2 separate regions of the Homo sapiens genome follow, and region 2 is linked to region 1. Evidence: chromatin contacts called from ENCODE Hi-C data. All regions are on one chromosome and are shown on one strand. Each heading gives the region's core, a stretch centred on a gene start or an enhancer-like site at or near the end of the contact. The rest is flanking DNA. Distances are from core to core; before and after follow the strand shown.

What was found. A loop is a pair of places that touch in the nucleus more often than their neighbours do. Pooled maps may share reads with other maps.
Region 2: a map with no recorded cell type shows a loop between it and region 1 (5-fold over the local background). The contact joins two enhancer-like sites. A Hi-C loop is called at or near these places in 1 of 168 maps with a recorded cell type or tissue (vagina), 3 of 37 single-sample maps with no recorded cell type and 3 of 50 pooled maps.

Annotation. Positions count from the first base shown.
Region 1 is chr11:111,003,737-111,006,619 of GRCh38, forward strand. The region is part of intron 2 of LOC105369489 (a long non-coding RNA gene); the gene reads right to left. Among named protein-coding and RNA genes, the nearest start is that of LINC02550, 92 kb to the right of the region's middle. Within about 2 kb of position 1,400, at least 3 of the 41 ENCODE cell types and tissues checked have a DNase peak (open chromatin) inside an H3K27ac peak, as active enhancers do.
Region 2 is chr11:111,439,587-111,442,469 of GRCh38, forward strand. It overlaps a transcript of BTG4 not described here. Among named protein-coding and RNA genes, the nearest start is that of POU2AF1, 62 kb to the left of the region's middle. RefSeq lists enhancers at 1-298, 1,135-2,334. Within about 2 kb of position 1,430, at least 4 of the 41 ENCODE cell types and tissues checked have a DNase peak (open chromatin) inside an H3K27ac peak, as active enhancers do.

The DNA.
Region 1 (2,883 bases), core at 150-2,649:
CAGAATCACCTGCATAACTTTTTCAAACTACAAGTCTGCTCACAGCCTGGTGCCTGATTCAGGGAGTTCTGGTCTGGTATGTCACTGAGCAACAACCTCTGGAATAAGGATGCTGTGCATGCCTAAAGAAAGCATAGGTTCTTCTCTCTGCTTATCCCAGGGTGGAGGGGCCTCCTGTTGGCAAGAAGTGCCCTGGACATAACAGGACTGCCTTCCCAATGGGGGTATCATGTATTGCTCAGGAAGGCACAGAGCCAGTAGCCTCAATGAAGGGCAAGCCCCTCTTTGTGCAGACCCCACTGGTTATGACTCTGAGGCTCACAGAAAGTTCCACTCACTGAAACCCCACCAGAAACAATCAGTCCCAATATAGTGTGAAAGAAGAGCTTCACTTAAAAACCATCATTAAAACTTTCACTCCCACTATCACTATGTTGTTAGCACCCTCAATTAAAGCAGAGATTTCCCTCCTGGAAATCACTATGAGTCTGTTACAATCACTAGGTCCCTGATACAATGAAAATATTTTCCTTGAAAGAGGCAACATTCATCCAGAATTACCATTGGACCTATATTTCATATGAGGGATATTGCTTATAACCTCTCATTGAGTACTATGCATCCGTTATAATAATTCTTGAAAACCACTATAGGATGTTGATATTCTTATTCCTTTCTGCAGATAAGGAAACCTAGGTTCCATTAAGGTTCAGAAACTTGCCTCCAAGATGTCATAGAGCTATTAGGTGTAAGACCCATCACTCCTGTACACCAGTGTGGATTATCTCAGGCAAGCCATCATTACCTACTAGGGAGGAAGGAATGGTCATAAGAGAGATGGGGACAGCTCCAGCATTCTGTATATGGGGGTCTTCGGGATGACAATCTGGTTGGGGCAACATGGAGGTGGTTTTTTTTTTTCTTTCCAGAAAATTCTCTTGGAAGCTATGGTTACATTGCAAACTCATATTTTAAAAAAACTCAGTTGGAGTGACTTGAAGAGGAGATTGATGGAACTTGTAGGGGAGTCTAAGATCACCAACCACCCCTGAGTAATGACCTTAAGCCACCATTAGGTTTATCCAATAGCATTTGTTTAAGCAGTTTCCATGTGCCAGGCTCTATGCTGGAAACACACAGTTGGCCCTTTGCTTAAGTCACTCAAGAAAACCAGGGGGAAAGAAGTAGCACTGACAAAATTATGTCATCATTTGAAAGGTGGCAATTCAGAAATATCCAAGATTCACAGTAAGAGTAAATCCTATGGCTTTCCTTTTTATGGTTCTAATCTAAATGATCATTATCATCTCTCAGGACTAGAGATTTTATTTTTCTCACAGAGTATGTGGTCTCCAGGCACACAGCTTGCATAAATCCTGAACACATTCCTCAAGGCTTTATGATGTGTGTGTGTGTGTGTGTGTGTGTGTGTGTGTGTGTGTGTGTGTGTGTGAAAGAGAACAGAGAGAGAGAATGTTACAGGGAGGATGCATGACTCCCTGCTGTGATCTGACAACATTCAGGAAATTTAGAGTTAACATTCTTACAGTCAGCAGTCGCATAGGAGACTGGGCCTCAATCTCTGCATTCCTGGGCTGTCGTCGGCTTCACGATTTCAATGTGCCTCAGTGTCTGTTTTGTATTTAACTCTGCCCCACATATAACACCACAAGACCTGTCCGTGGTTTTGCTGTTAGAGAATGGTTAATATCTAAAGAGGGTGGGTGCCCTCACCAAGCACCCCCAGGGGAGATCTCAAGCTAGAAAGATAATGATCACTTTCATGGAGAAAACCACACAGGCACAAACACCAGAAACTGATATTTAAACCCCGAACTCATAAGGGACCCCACGTTTTCCCATTAGCTGGCTTTGTCTGTTTCTCCTCATCAGCAAACATATGCTCTCCATGGAACCAGCCCAGCCCATCTGAACCAGTTACTATTTCTGTAAGAAGTAGGAGGGGGAGGAGAAAGGGAGAAGAAATTTTACATTACCATTCTCATGCGGTGCTATAAATATTTGCCACAGAAAGCCATGAGGTCTCATTTGCATGAATGATACCACAAAAGCCAACTGTGCCTCTGTGAACTAAGGCCTCTCTCACTCTGTCCTGAGTGCACTGCTTAAATATTGGGGTGGGCTCTTTGATTAGAGAGATCTTAGTTTGACTCCCAGCTCTGCAACATAACATTGTATGACCTTGAGAAACGTAATTGACTTCCATTTCCCAATTTCAACTATCCCATTCTCTCACTACCGTCTTCTACCTGCCAATTCCCTGCCACCACCAGTAGTTCAACAACACTTTGACTCCTACCAAGATCTTGTTTTATTGATCTATACAAGTGTTTCACCATCCCTTACCTCTTGCATGGCCTCCTTTTATTCATTATTCATTTAAAAACGCCACGGCCATTCAGTAATTCTTGAGTGTATTTTTAATTTCCTTGTCCCTCTCCTTTGGCATATTTGCTTGGCTAAATGAGAAACCTAGTTACATCCACCTCTTTGCCTCTTCCTCACCTGAGCCTGTAGCGTTGGACATGTTTGGAGAAAAACACATAATCTTACTGACTAGTCTCATTAAGTTTATGACTACCATCTTCAGCTGTGCCTTCTGCTGCCTGGCAACCACTCTGCCTCCCTAGCCAGTTCACTGTCTCATTTTCCTAGCTGAGGATCTCATACGTCCTCTGTTCTCTTAAACCCCCTACCCCCACTCTCCCTCTCAATTACTGGCTTTGCTTCCTGCTTTCCCGAGAAAAATGAAGAGAGAATTTCCACAAACTCCCACTTCCGCCTCTACCCATCTCCCTATATCTCATTTCTGTTAATGTGGATGAACACACTCTGCTCTCAGCTGAGCAAACCTTGCCACTT
Region 2 (2,883 bases), core at 180-2,679, 440 kb after region 1:
CTCAGGACCTTCCTCTTCCAGATGCCGTCCAGCCCCCTCGTACTTCCCCTCCCAGACTCACACCCCCTCTCAGTTTCTGCACACTTTGCCTCATCATCTGGAGGCCATTCCTAGGTCAGTTTTCCTATTTACTTCAGCACTTCACCTATAGGAGTCATAGAGCCATCCCAAGCAAAGAGCCTCTAGAAGACCCTTTCAAAGACATGCTCAGCACTTTACGTTTTGGCTCCAGCTCCTCCGCCCGGTCATTTTGAGAATGAGCCATGATCCTCCATCTCTCATATTGATGCGGGAATTGGAAGTTGGTCATTGAACTGGTGGCCTGAATAGGGGTGCCCCAGCCATCTTGGTTATCTGTTTTTGTGTAGCAAACAATCTCAAAACTTAGCAGCCTAAGACAACGGTTGTTTTATTTTATCTCACAGTGCTGTAGTTCAGAAACCTGTTCAGGGCTCAGCTGGGTAAGTCTGCTCTGTTGGCATTGGCTGGGGTTACTCTGTGATCTGGGATCTAAGATGGTTTCATTTTCATGGCTGGTGACTTAGTGAGTATGGCTAAAAGGCTTGGCTCAGCTGGGACTGTTGAGCAAAGGGCCTGCACATGGCCTCTCCAGCCTAGCAGATCAAGGCTCCCAGAGAGAGTGTCCCAAAAGAACTCTGCAGAAGCTTCAAGCCTTCACATGACCTAGGCTCTAAAATCCCAGAATCTCACTTCTGCTACATTCTATTAGTCAAGCAGATTCAAAAGAAAAGAAATTGCAACATCTTTAATCTGTCACACCAGCTAAAGAGGTCTTTTCAGAAGCCACCAGCCCCTGTAACTAGTTCAGAGACAGAGTTTCCTGGTCCCAATGTCTAAATAACCTATCCTTGCAAATAGAACATCACAGTTACCAGCCTGCATGTACTAGGAGCTGACATCCTTTCCATTCTTTCCCCAGAGACTCAAACCAACATCCTACCCCTGGGCGGTGTCCCCATTTGACCCCGTTTGGCCTGCCTCTTACCTACCTTGGCTGTTGGCAGGAACTTTGGTTTTTCTCAGTTGCTGCCAGACCTAGATCTGCCCTTTTCAGATTTTTGTTCACAGATAGCTTTAGATGGGAGATAAGGAAGCTTGAGTCAGGTCAGTGCTGAGGCGAAGATGCTGCCCCAAGACAGGGGGAATGCCCCAGACTTGTCCCATCCAGCCCTTGCAGAATGGCACCAGCAACAAGCACCTGCTGTAGAGAAGGGTTGTCACTATGTTGCAGCTCTGAGACTCTACAGAAGTCAGAGGTGGGTCATGGAGATGAGGGGACAAGGAGAGTGAGGAGGGGATAGGTGACTATCTGCCACACCACTTAGGTACTGAGTCACATCAACATGTATGCAATACCTGGTCAGACAGGCACCCGCAGACCCATCTGGCCCAGACCAGCTGCACTTTCCCAGGCTTAGGCTGGGAGTGGCAGTCATCTGGCAGAGTCTTGGTTCCTGGAGTGAGGGCACAAGGTCACACAGGCCAGGGCCAGAGACCGCTCTCTTTTCTTTTTTTTTTTTTTCACAAATACATTTCAAATGTTATTATGAAATATGCAAGCCATACAAAAAGGAATGAAGAATACAATAATAAACACCCATGTACCCACAACCTAACTTAAGAAATAAAATATTAGCAAAGAAAATCTCATAATGTAATATCTCAGGGCTCTGGGGAGTAGGGGAGAGAACAGGGTCTGCTCATGTTCCCACAGGAAGGAAGGAGTATTGAGAAGGAAGAGAGAAGCAAACTAGAGCATCAGCAGCGGCTCCTCCGAGAGAGAGATGGCTCCTTGAGCACCAGAGTCAAGGGAGATTTTATGGGCTTGGGAACAGACCACAGAGAATACACCACCCTTCTTCTTTCAACTCTCAGCTCAGAGACTTCCCAGATCCCACAGTCTGAATTAGTCATGAGTTCCTTAGAGATGCCTTACGGATTGACTTCTCTGTCCTTGTCTGCTCTTGGGCTGTTTATAATATATCCATGCCTCTCCCACGCCTGACTATAAACTCCGTGACTGTGCCTCGCTTTTGATCTCATGAAGTTCTTGTACAGGGTAAGAACTCCTTGTTATTGACTTGAATGTGTGACTAATCCTGGGAAACCCCCATGGTTGACGGGCAGGGGACAGAAGCATTAACAGAAAGGGAAAAGCAAAGCGAGTTGGGCCGGGCATGGTGGCTCACGCCTGTAATCCCAGCACCTTGAGAGGCTGAGGCAGGCAGATCACTTGAGGTAAGGAGTTCAAGACTAGTCTGGCCAACATGGTGAAACCCCATCTCTACTAAAAATACAAAAATTAGCCAGGCATGGTGGTGCATGCCTATAATCCCAGCTACTCAGGAGGCTGAAGCATGAGAATCACTTGAACCCGGGAGGAGGAGGTTGCAGTGAGCCGAGATCGCACCAGTGTACTCCAGCCTGGGTGACAGAGCAAGACTCCATCTCAAAAAACAAAAAAAGAAAGAAAAGTGAGTTGAACATAAGAGACCAGAGCATAGCTAACACCCAGACTTTGGTTTCTAATAACATTCTCCAATAAAAAGGAACCAGAACTCCTTGGGGATATGGCCAATTCTAGGACGGGGACAGGAAATATACGAGATGAGATCAGGTGCGGTGGCTCACGTCTGTAATCCCAGCAATTTGGGAGGTCGAGGCAGGTGGATCACTTGAGGTCAGGAGTTTGAGACCAGCCTGGCCAACATGGTGAAACCCCATTTCTATAAAAATACAAAAAATTAGCCAGGCATGGTGGTGCACAGCTGTAGTCCCAGCTACTCAGGAGGTCGAGGCAAGAGAATCACTTGAGCCAGGGAGGTGGAGGTTGCAGTGAGCCAAGATCGAGTCACTGCACTC